3 separate regions of the Homo sapiens genome follow, and all the other regions are linked to region 3. Evidence: chromatin contacts called from ENCODE Hi-C or POLR2A ChIA-PET data. All regions are on one chromosome and are shown on one strand. The core of a region is the stretch at or near the end of the contact, and the rest is flanking DNA. Distances in the headings are between cores, read along the strand shown. Region 1 holds the start of KIAA0232. Region 2 holds the start of MRFAP1L1 (Morf4 family associated protein 1 like 1). Region 3 holds the start of WDR1 (WD repeat domain 1).

Region 1 (4,600 bases), core at 386-2,885, 3.3 Mb before region 3:
CCTGGAGCCTGGAGGCACCTGTGAACTAGGCTCTGAAGCTCTGCTACTCTCCCCTCCTCTACTCCCAAGTGGCCCTGGATTTCCCATACCCTTTCCATTCTCGACACTGTTTTTAGAGTTTGAGTTCCAGGAGCACAGGGACTGTGCGTTCCCGGCACTGAGCCAGGTCCACAACAAGCACTCAGAAGAAACTGACTGAATGAACGTGTGATTTATGACGATATACATTCACCTGAGCGAATGCTCAGAGAATACAATTAGAAGCAAACTGGTTAAGGGAGACAGTAGTGTAAAGGAAACGAAACCCCATATTTCAGAGCCAGGAGCCTGGGTTCACATTCTGTCTCCTGCAAGAGGTGGTTTAGCAAGGTCAGAAGGCCCTGTCCACTCGGTAGCAGCCAGGCTTGGGTGAAATCACTTTCTTTCAGCCTCAGCTTCCTCACCAGTTAAATGCGGATGACAAAGATTTGTCCCACGATTTTTGTAAAGAACAAAAAGATATGTTCGCAGAAAAAACACTCTGTAGATAGTACGTAAGCGACAGTTCCTCGGTTTGTCCTTCCATGGATGCATGGAGCATCTAGCCAACTCAGCAGATGACCCCTCTCCAGTGTTTCAGCATCTGCTTCTCCCACAAGCCCGTGAGCTGGTGCAGGAAATTCTCCAACAGGTTCTGAACAGAAAAGCATAGTGCCTGGCACCTAGTGGGTGCTGCATAAATGAACAAATGACCCCAGGTAAGTCACTCCTCCCATTGGACCTCTTTCTTCTAAGTAATCTCCCTTCCTTTTCCAGGTCCATGATACTTATTTGCTTTTTTAGAACAGGCCTAGGAGTCACATTTAGGGAAGGTAGGTGGCTGTGAAGACACTTTGATTAAAAGGTTAATGCACATTTTTGGTTTCCACTTTCGAAGCTTCCAGAATTTATTTTTGCCTAGTTAATAAAAAAAGAGCCATGTCACATTTCTTTAGCTTGTCTTCTGGGTTCCTTAACAACAACAACAAAAAATTAAAGTCTTTATTTTAAGCCGCCTACTCCAGCCATCCCAGGACGCGGCGAGGAGGGGGCGCGGACAGGTGGCGCGCGAGCCCGGGAAGGCGGGGGCTGCACCGGGCCGCGGGCGGGGCCGTGCACGCCGAGCCCCACTTCCCCAGCGCGGGCCGGGGGCGGGGCGCGGCGGCAGAGTTCGGGGGCTTCTGCCGAGGGCAGTCCCACGTGCCCCTCCGCGGGAGACGTCTCCTCTCCGACGCCCAGCACGCTGGGGGGCTCCCGCTTCCTGCCTGCCCTCTCTACTGCTTGCCCTCTCACCTCCCAGCGGCTTCCGCCGCCCCGGCCAAGCTGCACGGCGCGTCCCGGGCCCTAGACCCCCACCCGCCAGGCACCAGCCCCGGCCTGTCCCCTCGCGCCGTCAGCCCGCGGCCCACCGCCCGCGCGCGCCCGCAGCCCAGCCGGAGGGAGGGGCAGGGGCGGGGACCGGCCGGCGCTGATGTAATCCCGGCACCCGGGCGGAAGGATATGGAGCGCGCCCCTGGTTGGCGGGGCGCTGAGGCCAGTTGCCGGGTAACGGAGCGGAGCGGCTCCCGGCGCGCCGCCTCCCGCCCTCCGCGGAGTGGCGCTGGGGCCGCCGCCGCCGCTTTACGTAAGGCGCAGGCCAGGGCCGCCCGGCGCTCGGCAGCCGCCCGCAGCCCCTCGGAGCCAGAGGAGAGGCGCCCCCGCCGGCCGCCGCGCCGCCCGGCAGCCTCGGCAGGTACTGCGGGCAGGCGGCGGGGAGGGAGGGCGCGGAGCAGCCCCTCGGCCGGGTGGGCGCGGGCCGGGGAGGCCGGACGCTCGCCGCCGTGGGGCTCCGGGGCCAGCCCGAGGGAGGCCGGGCCGCAGCCGAAGGCTTCGGGGTCAGCCCAAGGGAGACAGGGCCGCCGCCGTGGGCTCTGGGGCCAGCCTAAGGGAGGCCGAGCCGCCGCCGAGGGCTCCGGGGCCAGCCTGAGGGAGACCGGGCCGCCGCCGGGGGCTCCGGGGCCAGCCTGAGGGAGGCCGGGCCGCCGCTGATGGCTCCGGGGCCAGCCTAAGGGAGACCGGGCCGCTGTTGATGGCTCCGGGGCCAGCCGAGGGAGGCCTGACCGGCCCCGATCCTGGTGGTGCCCGGGCGTGCGGGTGAGCTGTGGGCCCTGGGACCCCCGCCCCGACCCCAGGACGCCGGGACACCAGCTTGCGGCTCTTGCGCCCGGGTGGGCTGTGGACGATGAGTCCGCACAATGGGTTGCCGTTGGCTGCCTCCTGCCTGGGGCAGGTGTCGCCGCGCCGGGGCGGCTCTTCTAGGGGAGACGAGGCGGGGGTGCTTAGACTTGATAGGACGTAGAGCCCCGAAAGTGGGCGCGGGAGGAAGGCTTCGGCCGGTGGGAGGCGCCCGGCGTCCCCGGCAGCGGGGTCAGGCCGGCAGCCTGGGCCGCTCGCTCGCGTTCCCTCCGTTCCCCTCCCCTCCAGCATTGTCCTTTTGGGGCCCCGGGAAGGGAAAACCGCCGGGCGGGGGAGGAGGGCCGCAGGCGGGCGGGGCCGGGAGGCCGGCTGAGCGACTGGCGCGCCGGCCTATGGCGCGGGGCGCGGCGCGGGGGGCGGGCCTGGCGGGCGGGGCCGGTGCGGCGCAAGGTTTGGCGAAGGTTACAGCTGGAGCTAGGAGTGACAGGCCCACAGTCATCCGTGCGCTGCGCGGCAAACCCTGTCGCGAGGGCGCCCCGAGTTGCTGCGGGGCCTGATCCGGCTCCTTTCCAACAATACGCGTCTGCAGCCGGCATTTCTAGAGCTCTCTGCTTCTTCCCGCTGGAGAAACCAGTGTGTGTCGTGTTGGAATGCTTCGTCTTGCCCTAGAATTCAGCTTGCGTCTTGTGGTGCGCAGGTGACAGGACCTGCCGAACTCTTGGTACAGACCCCTAAATCATGGCAGAACTGTCTTGATTTCTTTTTTGCCACCTTTCCGTTTTTGTCCTCTATAGGCAAGCTATAAAGATTTAACCCAGTTAAAAACAGGAGGGAGATTCAGCGGAGAGGAGGCATGCGAGATTCTTTGGAAAAAATTATATAAATGTAGTTCTTGCTAATAATTACCTGGGTTGGATACTTTGACTTACTGTTCAAGTTCCTAAGAAGGGATTTTACATTTCTGGGTCTTGTTTTAAAAACTGTTAGAAAGCTCGTGAGGGGGTAGGGACAAGCAGTTTTGGTAATAGGCGATGCTGTGGATAAAACTGTGCGGTAAAATGCCCAAGCTAGATTCTTCCTATGCAAAATAAGACCCGTTCCAGAACACTTTGACCATTTCGTGGACTTAGAATTTAAAGGCGGGTGAGGGCGGGGGGGGAGGAGGAGCGGATTCTATCACTCTGCATCCTCAAGGTCAAATATTCTTCCATCAGTTATTTTGGATTGAACCATTCTTAAATAGGTCTCAGGATCTCTATGTCGCTTCCTTATGACAGAACCTATTTCCGAGAGTGTGCCTTTGCATATCTATAGAAGCTCCTTTCACTTAATATATCTTATAACTCAGATTCAATTGCTGTACTTGCTAAATAATGCATTTTTAATCATTCAAAAAGTGGTTTACAGCTTCCTTGGGTATAATGGTTTTTATGTAAGCCCGTTACATCAGTGAAATGCCAGTTTTTAAACATTGAAGGGAAGGGAGAATATTATTCTTATTTATTTCCATAGGAAGTAGAATTCAAAGTGCAGGTGCTTTTTTGTTTGCTTTGGAGAAAAAGTATAGGTCTTTAACATGACGTTAACAGAAGTCAAATCTAAGGATAATTAGCTTGTTATGCAAGTTGCAAACATTTAAGAAGATCAGATGAATTTTTTTTTTTTTTTTTTTTGAGACGGAGTCTCGCTCTGCCGCCCAGGCTGGAGTCCGCGATCTCGGCTCACTCACTGCAACCTCCGCCCGCCGGGTACAAGCGAGTCTCCTGCCTCAACCTCCCGAGTAGCTGGGACTACAGGTGCATGCCACCACCCCCGGCTAATTTTTTGCATTTTTAGTAGAGATGGGGCTTCACCGTGTTAGCCAGGATGGTCTTTCTCTCCTGACCTCGTGATCCGCCTGCCTCAGCCTCCCAAAGTGCTGGGATTACAGGCGTGAGCCACCGCGCCTGGCTGATTAGATGGATTTTTAACACTTCCAGTGGTAATATAGGGTAATGTAGCTAGCCTACTCTGTGCTATGTTGTACGGTAGCACTCTTCAAAAGAAATTAGATTGTTCTTGTTCTTTATTTTTCATTGTGTGGAAAAGTGCTGAGCCTGCGCTTTGTCCTTGTTTTTGTAGCATTTGACTTGGCAGTTAATGGCTTGTGAGCTAATTTCCTCATCTGTAGAATGGGAAGATTGATGACACCTGTTTCACAGAATAGTTGGGATGATCACTTGAGGGAAGACGTGAAATGTCGTCAAGACTCAAACCCTTTAAAAATACTCGCCTAGTGTAAGTGTTAAAACCTCAGATTACTTGCTTTGCTTAAAGTTTTTAACTTTGTCTTCAGGCTCCTCGCCACCCCTTCCTATCCATTCTTTGCCTGGCTGCCAGAGTCATCTTTCCTGAGCTCAGATCTTGT
Region 2 (4,467 bases), core at 823-3,322, 3.4 Mb before region 3:
GTTTTTCAAGGCAAATTAACACTTATTATACTTTTGACTTTGACCTCCAATCTGACAGGTCTACTACCCTGATGAACTGGAAGAGACTTTCCAGGCCCTGATAATGTCTTTTCCTTTCTCCGGCCTCTTAAAGCTCTCTGTAGACTGTCTCTTCCATGCCATTCTCTGATGCCCCTATAATGTGTGAGGGTATTACAATAGTCCCTATTCAAACTGCCTTGTCATAAAAGGTCAGCTATGTTGTCTAAATCAACTCACCTGACAGGTTACACAATATATATCAGACAATGTGCCACAAAACATAGCTCTCCTCTTTCGTCTCACAGAGGAACTAAAGTTCCAAAATATATACAAAACCATCTTCCATCTCCAACTGTCTTCTCTTTCTTCCCAGTTTTATGCAAAGCAGTCTCATTAATACATTCTTCACCAGGCTCAACCAAGTAGCGTAGTGTCTTCCATTGCACCTCTAAAGTTGGAAGATTCTGATCCCACGTCTTGACGTGTTCCAAAAAACAATCAGGTCACAAAGGTAACAGCAAAATACGAGGCCATGCCCAACATTTCAAAAACACAGCGAAGTAACAAGAATAAACGTGACCACAAAAACAACTTAATTAAGCCCCATTTCTCTTCTGAGAGTATTTCTTTGACAAAAGTTATATTTCCAAAACCAAACACATTTGATAATCTAAATCCATATCGAGGTCATCAATCACTGACCATAAGGGAGACTGTTACATCGGGGTAAAAAACATACAAAAACAAAACAGAGAAAATGACAAGCTGTTTCAGTTTCCTCAAGGTGTCAGTTCATCCTTACCAGTTGACTACAGTCCTCAGCTGTGAACCTAAAGCACAATTGGGAGAAATTTACCATGAAGACATTGACTCTCAAAGTTCCATATCCTGATGTTAAAAATAAATGTGAACCACCCAGAAGAATGCCACTTCTTTGAGACACGGTCCTCTGACATACCTGTCTCATAGAACAATCTGGAAATTTCAGGTAATGGCCTCTGGCTTTACTCTTTATTTCTCCTTCCCTGCGTTCTCAGCCTGCGTTCCACTGTGCTCTATGGCCTAGGTCTTCTTTGGCTTTCCCCAAACTCCCTTAGTGCCTAGACAGGTCTACTTCTGGCGACTGCCCTATTAGAATTGACTTTTATGTTTCACAAAAACAAAACCGAAGTTACTGTTATCTTTCTCTAATTAACAGCGTGGGAGGGAGAGGCCACAAAAAAACGGTATACTAACGCCTAACAAAACCAGCACGCATTCTTTCCTCTTGACCCCAACTTTGTTCCCAATGCTCAATTTTTGATGCAATAAAATGGGGGATGCAGGCCTAGAACATAACTTTTTACAGGGCGCGGTTTAACCATGCTTAGGGCGACTACTGAGTTTCATCCAAGCTCCAGCTAGTTTCCGACCTTACCACCGATCTCCTCCTTCAAGAAGACTCGCTTCTCTCTATTCGCCAGACGAGCTCGACCAGCATCTCTGCCATCTTCGCAATCTCCTTGGCTTTCTCCTCAGCCTTCTCGCACAACTCCGACACTCTCTCGTCGGCTTCGCCACTCGGGTGCTGCACGTGATTGAGGGCGCTCTCCTCCGAGGCCTCCACCTGCGTTTTGATCTGGATAAGCATATTGTCCATCTCCCACAGCTTGCTCCTGGTCCGCAGGTACGCCCGCCCGTGCTCGCGTATAAGAGACGCGATGTCCTCGCGCATCTCGTTGATGACCGGGAGCAGGAACTGCTCGAAATCCTCCTCGGGCTCCAGCACCTCCACTTCCTCAGGCGCTTCCACCTCGTCTATGTCCAGGGGCCGCATCTCCTCCTGCCGCTTCCTCAGTACCGCAGTAGGGGCGTTCTTCTCACCGGAACCCTCCAAGAACTGGAGATCAGCAGTTACTGCTGGAGGCTGAGCGACCCACACGCTTTGTCAATTGTACTCCCGAATTATCTTTATTTTTTTTTCTTCCTTTTAATTGTAAGCCTTTCGCTTCACAACTCTGCGGGAAGAATCGCCGTGGATGCACACAAATAAGCGGCCTACAAAATGGAGTCGCAGCCGTCAACTCGCCCTCGGCCTTTTTGCGGCCCTTTCACGACAGAGCCGGGCCCCTTTACGGTCACGCCTTCGGCAAGACCAGGTAGCGGGCGCGTGCACGTAAAGGGGCCTCGGGCGCGCGCACGTCCATCACCAGCTGCTTCCCGGCGCCCCTCCTCGCCCTCTAATTTAGATCGGTGGCGGCAGGTTTGTTCGCGTCTTCATCTAAAGCTTCCCTTCAGCGGGCTTTTACTTTTATTATTTTTTAAAAGTAAAAGTGACCCTCCCTTCCCTATATTTGAATAAGACTGGCTGGCGTTCACAGCGCTTACTATCTAAGCATGCACAAGCTTGAATTAACTTATATGAATTCATTTAGCCCTCACAACGAACCTAGAGGTAAAAACCGTGCTAAAAGTCGTGATTTGAGCCCAGAGCAATGTGGGTCCACAGTCCCTGCTCACTGTTTTAGAATGGAACACGTCCTTCTGTCCTCCCCACCCCTGGCTCATACTTTTGTCCTGGGGGGAAATTCTCTCGCTGCCTTGGGTGATTCTGGCCGGTGGTTTTTGGTCTCTCTTCGCCAGTCTGTAAGGTCCTCAAGGTAAAGGGCTACTTCTGTTTCAGTTCTGTCCTCCGCCCCTCCTGTCAGCCTGGCGTCAAGCAGGGTCTTAGGGGATGCTTTAGAGAGAGGAATTCTTCTCTAGTACATAAGTGCTTCTACCAGACTGGAGGCTGTTTGGGGACAGGTTCTGGTCTTGATCACCTTTATGTCCCTCCACACACAGGACCTGAAAATCAGCAGGGACCTAGTAAATGTGGCTTTGATGGTCAGTACATTTTGATCACTAACCTAATGCCATTGTGGAATGGAGGAAGTCTGTTGCTAGGCTTAGCCACCCAGTGCCACACTAGTAGTAATATGAGTGTGTGTAGAGGGGGCATCCTTCTTAACACAAGTGCCACAGATCAGAGCTTCAGTTTTCCAGTCTGATAAAGACCAATGGCCCCAGCCTGAATATCTGTCAGTGGGAAGAGGGATTTGTAAGATGACATGCGTGAAACAGTTTTGCAAACACCAACATTCTAGCAGATGTTCATCAAAAAAACATGAAGAGGGAAAGAGCAAGACACCGTGAAAAAAGATATTTTCAATAGTTATACTGACAAAGGACTCATATGCAGAATATATTGAGAACTCCTACAGATCAAGAAGGAAAAGACAAAATTTTTAAATGGGCAAAAGACGTAGGCTGGTACTTAACAAAAGAGAATATTCAAATGGCTAATAAGTATATGAAAAGGTGTTCAACGTCATGATTCAACAGGGAAATGCAGATGAAAACCACAATGAGGAAGCACTGTACATCCACTAGAATGACTAAAATTTCAAATACAATACCAAGTGTTGGGGAAGATGTGGAACAACTGGAACTCTTATACATTCTTGATGGATGTCTTAGTCTACTCTGGACACCATAACAAAATACTATAGACTGGTTGGCTTAAAAACAGACATTTATCTTCTCACAGTTCTGGAGGCCAGAAGTCCACGATTAAGGTGTCAGCAAATTTGGTTTCTGGAGGTGAGGGCTCTCTTCCTCAATTGCAGATGACCACCTTCCTGCTGCAGTCCTCACATGATCTCTTCTTTGTGCATGCAGTGTTGGGGGGTACAGGAAAGAGTGCTCTCTTGTGTCTCTTCTTATAAGAACATGAAGCTATAGGATCATGCCCCCACTTTTATGACCTTATTTAACCTTACTTACTGCTTTACTCCAAGTACAGCCACACTGGGGGTTAGGGCTTCAACATAAAAAAATATTGGGGGACACATATATTCAGCACATAATAATGGGAATGTAAGTTGTTACAATAATTTTGGAAAACTATTTGGCAGTATCAACCAAGATTAAACATATACCAATCCTATGTTCTAGCAAACTGACACCTTGTTATACACTCAAGAGAGTTTGAGTGCAATTGTTTATAAAAATACATATACGAGAATATTCACAGCAACTTTATTATAATAGCCCCAAAGTTAACCCAAATGTTCATCAGCAGGAGAATAAATAAATAAAATGAATAAATAGTAGCATATTCCTTCAGTGGTTTATTATTGCATAACCAGTTAACCCAAAATTTGGCAGCTTTAAAACATTTATTATCTGTCATAGTGCATTTAGGCTGCTCTAACAAAATGCCATAAGGTGGGCAGCTTACAAAAGAAATTTATTTCTCACAGTTCTGGGGGATGGGAAGTCCAAGATCAAAGTGCTAGTAGATTCTGTCTGGTGAGGGCTAGTATTTTGGTTCATAAACCGTTCCTTCTTGCTGTGTCCTCACAGGATGGAAGGAGCAAGGGGTCTCTCTTATGCATCCTTTTTTTTTTTTCTTTTGGAGATTGA
Region 3 (4,514 bases), core at 351-2,850:
TCCCACCCCACCAATTCCATCACTCAGGCTGAGGAAGGGAAAAGCAAAATTTAAGCGTGTAACCCAGGAAGGGAGGGAGACTGACAGACTGGGTCACCCCAACAATTACAGAGGAATAACATGAATTTGCAAGGATTTCCCAAGGAGCTGGCTCTAGAAGCCTTTTCAGCCTGGGTACCGGAGGCTTGCAGAGAATGATTCATGGGAAAACACTGCTTCCTGTTTTTGCTTTGGGGCTTAGATCCATGGTGGCAGATCTGGCTGGCCCAGAGGCCCGGGTGTTTTTCCGGGCTCTGCCATACTGGAAGACCAGGGTATTAACAGCGAGTTAGCTGAGTGCCATTCCATTCAGCAAGGGCTCAAAGTGCACCAGGCACCGCTGGGCTTGAGGGACGCCAGCAGCTCATTCATTCCATCTGCCCAGCCAGCAGGCGAAGCGAGAGTGGTCATCATCTCATCATCTGTTTTACAGACGAGAAAACTGGGGCTCAGAGATGCCCAAATCGCCAATCTTCTCAAGGTCACGCAGCGGCCGACCGGGTCAGTCTGATCCCTCAAATCCGGAGCCCTTGCTTTTAAGGAATGAACTAATCTAATCTCCCATCCACGTACTAACCAGGCCTGACCGTGCTTAGCTTCCAAGATCAGAGGCGATCCGGCGCTTTCAGGGTGCTATGACCGTAGACAGAAACGAACTAAGACTCAGTTTCCTCATCAAGAAGGAGCAGACAAGGACCTGGGTGAATCTGAGGCCGGCTTCCGGGGCTCCGAGGTGTGGCTCCCGGTAGAGGGGGCGTGGCGCCCTCACCCTCCCCGGGCCAATGGGCAGGAGGTGAGAAGTGGAGAGGAAGGCGAATTATCCCATCCCAAGGTGGCTCCGGAGCAGAACCGCGCCCGGGGTAGGGGGTACTCACGTCGATGTTCCTTAGGATGACGCACTTTCCATTGGTGTACAGAAAATTGTTGCCCTTAGGGTCGCCGCCGATGATCTTGGAGACGCCCCTCTCCACCTGCGGGAGGCTGGCGAACACCTTCTCTGCGGAGACACAAATGCGGCGGGGCATGTCAGGGCAGGGCGGGGACGGCGGGGACAGAAGGGAGAAGGAGCCCCGGACCGGTCTCGGCCGGTCACCTGTTGACTGCGCCGGGAGGGCGGCCTCCACTTTCCACGAGCGCCAGGAACCGCGCGACTTCCTGGTCCGCGCCCCGGGCCAGGCCCTTGGGGGCAGCGGGGCTCCTCCGGCTCGGCCCACGGCGCCAACTTGGGGGCGCACCCCCCGTCGGGGGTCCCGCCCTGCACCACCGAGGGCGGCCCCGCCACGCCTCCGGCCGGCGCCCGCACCCCTCCCCCGCGCCGAGGACTCCCCCGCCACCCGCACGGCGCCTAGGGGCCGGGGACCGGGGCCGGGGCAGCGCGGCGGCCGCTCGGGGGCCCCGCGCCGCGGCACTTACTGATCTCGTACGGCATCCTCGCCCACTTGTTACCGCGCCGCGCTCGCCGAGAGCCTCCGGGGCCGGCCCGCGCTGCGAATTACACCTCGCCGAGGCCGAGCCCGGGGACTGGAGCCGGAAGGCGGCACCGGGCGTGCCGGGAGTGGAGTGGGCGGTCCGAGGCCGGGGCTCAGAGGCCAGCTCGCGCCTGCCCTGCGCGCTGTGGTTGCGGACGCCCCGAACCCGGAAGCGCGGTCCCGCGCGCGGCTCGCCCCCAGCTTTGACCATATATAGTCAAGCGCTCGGCTCGGCGGCTGCGGTCCCGGCGAGCCTGCGCGGACCTGGCGCTCCCCTCCCCCGCCGGCCCCGGCCCCGCCTCCGCCTTGCTCGCCCCGCCCCGGAAGTGACGTATAGCACGCCCCGCGGGCCCTTGAAAAGGCGGCGCAGACAAGCAGCCGCGTCAGAATGCTTCTGGGAGTCGGGGGGTGGGTGCCTTTCTGTTGCTAGCTTGTAGGAGAAGCTGGGCTGTAGGAAGTTTATTTGCGGGGGGGTCTTAAAGACGCTGAAAGTACTGGCGGGCTTTGGTGGGGGTCTGGAAAAACCTCTCTGTACCTGTGACCGCGTTGCGTGGCGGGCGCTCCCCGGCCTCTCCTTTTTGACCGGTCCCGGGCGTTGCCCAGCCGCCAGTCCTCCTGCTCGGGTTTTGTAAGCAGGAGAGGGATGCTTTTTACGTCTTCTTAAAGTACGGTTAAGTGCCCTTGCTTGAAGTAGTTGCTGGCAACAAGAACGTAGGGGTTACTCTTTGTTGGGCCTGAACTCGTGCTTTTTCTCTCAAAAGTTGAGCTTTTGAAAGGCAAAAAAGGCGTGGGGGATGGGGGAGCTGTCGGTCTTAAGGAAGTTAAAGGTTATTTCCTAAACAAAACAAGTCTCACTCCTAAAACCAGGGTAGTGGCTCAGTTGTGGCGGGAGAGCAGGGGCTGTAAAGTGTCCAAGTTTCTAGTCTCATCTTTCAGTAGGATGGGTACAAGCTTTCCCCTTGGGGCTCTGGGGGCTGGGAGGGTTGTAAAAGTGGGAGAAAGCAAAGTATTTGGCGGGGTGCGGGCGGGTAGCTGAATGTTGTTGTAAGTGGAAGAGGAATGCTGTTGGCGTCTTTCTCTAAGCACGGTTAAGTGCTTTTTCTTGAAGTAGTTACTGGCAACAAGAACGTAAGGGTTACTCTTTGTTAGGCCTGAACTCGTGCTTTTTCTCAAAAGTTTAGCTTTTGAAAGGCAAAAGTGGGGGTGGGGGCGCTGCTGCTTTTAAGGAAGTTAAAGGTTATTTCCTAAGAAAGCAAAACAAGCCCCACTTGTAAAACCCGGGTAGTGGCTCAGCTGGAGAGCAGGCGCTGTGAAGTGTACAAGTTTCTAGTCTCATCTTTCAGTAGAATGGGTACAAGCTTTCCCTCGGGGCTCTGGGGGTGGGAGGGTTGTAAAAGTGGGAGAAAGCAAAGTACGTGGGTGGGGGGTAGCTAAATGTTGTTGTAAGCGGGAGATGGATGCTTTTGGCGTCTTTAAGCACGGTTAACTGCCCTTGAAGTAGTTGCTGGCAACAACGTAGGGGTTACTCTGCTGGGCCTGAACTTGTGCTGTTTCTCTCTCTCAAAAGTTAAGGTTTTTAAAAGGCAAAGGCGTGGGGAGAGGGGTAGGGGAGCTGCTACTTCTAAGGACGTTAAGGGTTACTTCAGAGCAAAACAAGCCCCACTTCTAAAACCAGGGCAGTGGCTCAATTGTGGAAGGGAGAGCAGGGAATGTGAAGTGTCCAAGCTTCTAGTCTCGTCTTTCAGTAGCGTGGGTACAAGTTTTCCATTGGGGCTCTGGGGGCTAGGAGGGTGGTAAAAGTGGGAGAAACCAAAGTACTTGCGGGTAGCTAAAAACTCTGAAACCCACGCTGTGAGCGGTTCCTGCTTCTCTGAAAGGTCTGTTCTGCTTAAGGTTGTATCAAGGTTAGTCTCTTGCTACCTACTTCTGTAGAGCAGTCTCTCGTGGCTCACCTGGGTTAGTGGCCATGTTGCCTGTCTCCTATTCTTCCTAACCTTGTGTGTTCTCCAGGTAGCTGAGTGATCCATCCGAAGTAAAATATTCCTCAGCTTGTCTGTAGGGGCTCCAAGTTTCATGAAGTAAAAGCTAGTCTTGAAAACGGCCCATTAGGGTCCTGGATGACAGTCTCCGGGTCACTTAGACTCCGTTGTCCGCCTCCCCTCATCTGTATCATCTTTGCCTTGGGTACTGGCTTCGGAGGGTGTTTTCCTGAAACTCTTACCTGAGATCTACTTGGCTGACTCCTGTGTCCTTCAGAAGTACTTAATTGCTCAAATGTTAGTTGATGAGTGTCACCGGTCTCATTTTAAATTGCAACTTCAACCCCTTGCAAACACTGCTTCTCATTCCCGCGTTCCCTAACTTTAACTCTCAGGAATAACCCTGACACCTGGAAGATGCTCCTAGGGATGACCCCACTCCCCACCCACAACTGTTAATCAGGAAATAACGGATATGAAAGTAGCTCTGCGAACTGAGGAGCCGTGGAGAATGTACAAAACAGATTCCTAAAGTAAGATACGCAGGCCCGGCTTGTAGGCCGCTGCATCTGCTTTGATAACTTAGAACTCATCAAATCACCTTGAGACCCTTAAAACAAATGGTATAATTGCATTCACAGGTAGTGCATTCGTGTAACAAGATTAAGAAAACGAAGGACCAACTTCAAGCTCTTGCAAGCTGGTAACCTTTACACTCGTGCATAAAGCCTTGCTGGAGTTGACACTGAAAACTAAACAGTCGAACTTGAGTAAAACATATCCAAACTCCCAGCTGCTGGGCTCTACAGCTTATTTTTAGCTTGAAAGTTACATGTTGGAGCTGCAGAGGCTTTATGGTGGTGGTGGGGGAGCTGTTTGTTCGTAGTCACTTGAGTCTATATGAACGTGGCAGGAAATCTGAAGGATGTGAAAGGAAAATGGGAAACACCAGGGTGTTCCAGGATTTTCCCTGTGGGGCGCGAGCTCAGTTTGGTGTTGTCAGCTGTGGGAGCTTTAACACTTGAAC

The links. A loop is a pair of places that touch in the nucleus more often than their neighbours do. ChIA-PET counts read pairs that join two places held with the same protein, here RNA polymerase II (POLR2A). Pooled maps may share reads with other maps.
Region 1: a pooled map shows a loop between it and region 3 (23-fold over the local background). The contact joins the promoter of KIAA0232 here to the promoter of WDR1 in region 3. A Hi-C loop is called at or near these places in 2 of 37 single-sample maps with no recorded cell type and 13 of 50 pooled maps. POLR2A ChIA-PET finds 5 or more read pairs at or near these places in 1 of 52 experiments (CD4-positive, alpha-beta T cell).
Region 2: a map with no recorded cell type shows a loop between it and region 3 (21-fold over the local background). The contact joins the promoter of MRFAP1L1 here to the promoter of WDR1 in region 3. A Hi-C loop is called at or near these places in 2 of 37 single-sample maps with no recorded cell type and 10 of 50 pooled maps.

The regions. Positions count from the first base shown.
Region 1 is chr4:6,781,092-6,785,691 of GRCh38, forward strand. KIAA0232 reads left to right here and starts at 1,636. Exons shown (of 10, transcript NM_014743.3): 1 at 1,636-1,750. RefSeq lists silencers at 1,016-1,895, 1,956-2,725.
Region 2 is chr4:6,707,793-6,712,259 of GRCh38, forward strand. MRFAP1L1 (Morf4 family associated protein 1 like 1) reads right to left here and starts at 2,073. Exons shown (of 2, transcript NM_203462.3): 1 at 1,439-2,073; 2 at 1-851. The coding sequence starts at 1,837. The coding sequence ends at 1,454. It overlaps LOC105378240 (a long non-coding RNA gene), which reads left to right and starts at 2,143. Exons shown (of 3, transcript XR_001741568.3): 1 at 2,143-2,263. RefSeq lists enhancers at 525-1,724, 1,748-2,037.
Region 3 is chr4:10,115,199-10,119,712 of GRCh38, forward strand. WDR1 (WD repeat domain 1) reads right to left here and starts at 1,601. Exons shown (of 15, transcript NM_017491.5): 1 at 1,453-1,601; 2 at 915-1,036. The coding sequence starts at 1,468. LOC124900666 (a long non-coding RNA gene) reads left to right here and starts at 1,891. Exons shown (of 2, transcript XR_007058030.1): 1 at 1,891-4,020; 2 at 4,129-4,279. It also overlaps the pseudogene RNA5SP155. RefSeq lists enhancers at 458-1,262, 913-1,062, 2,833-2,932, 3,013-3,102 and silencers at 1,143-1,292, 1,373-1,782, 1,793-1,912.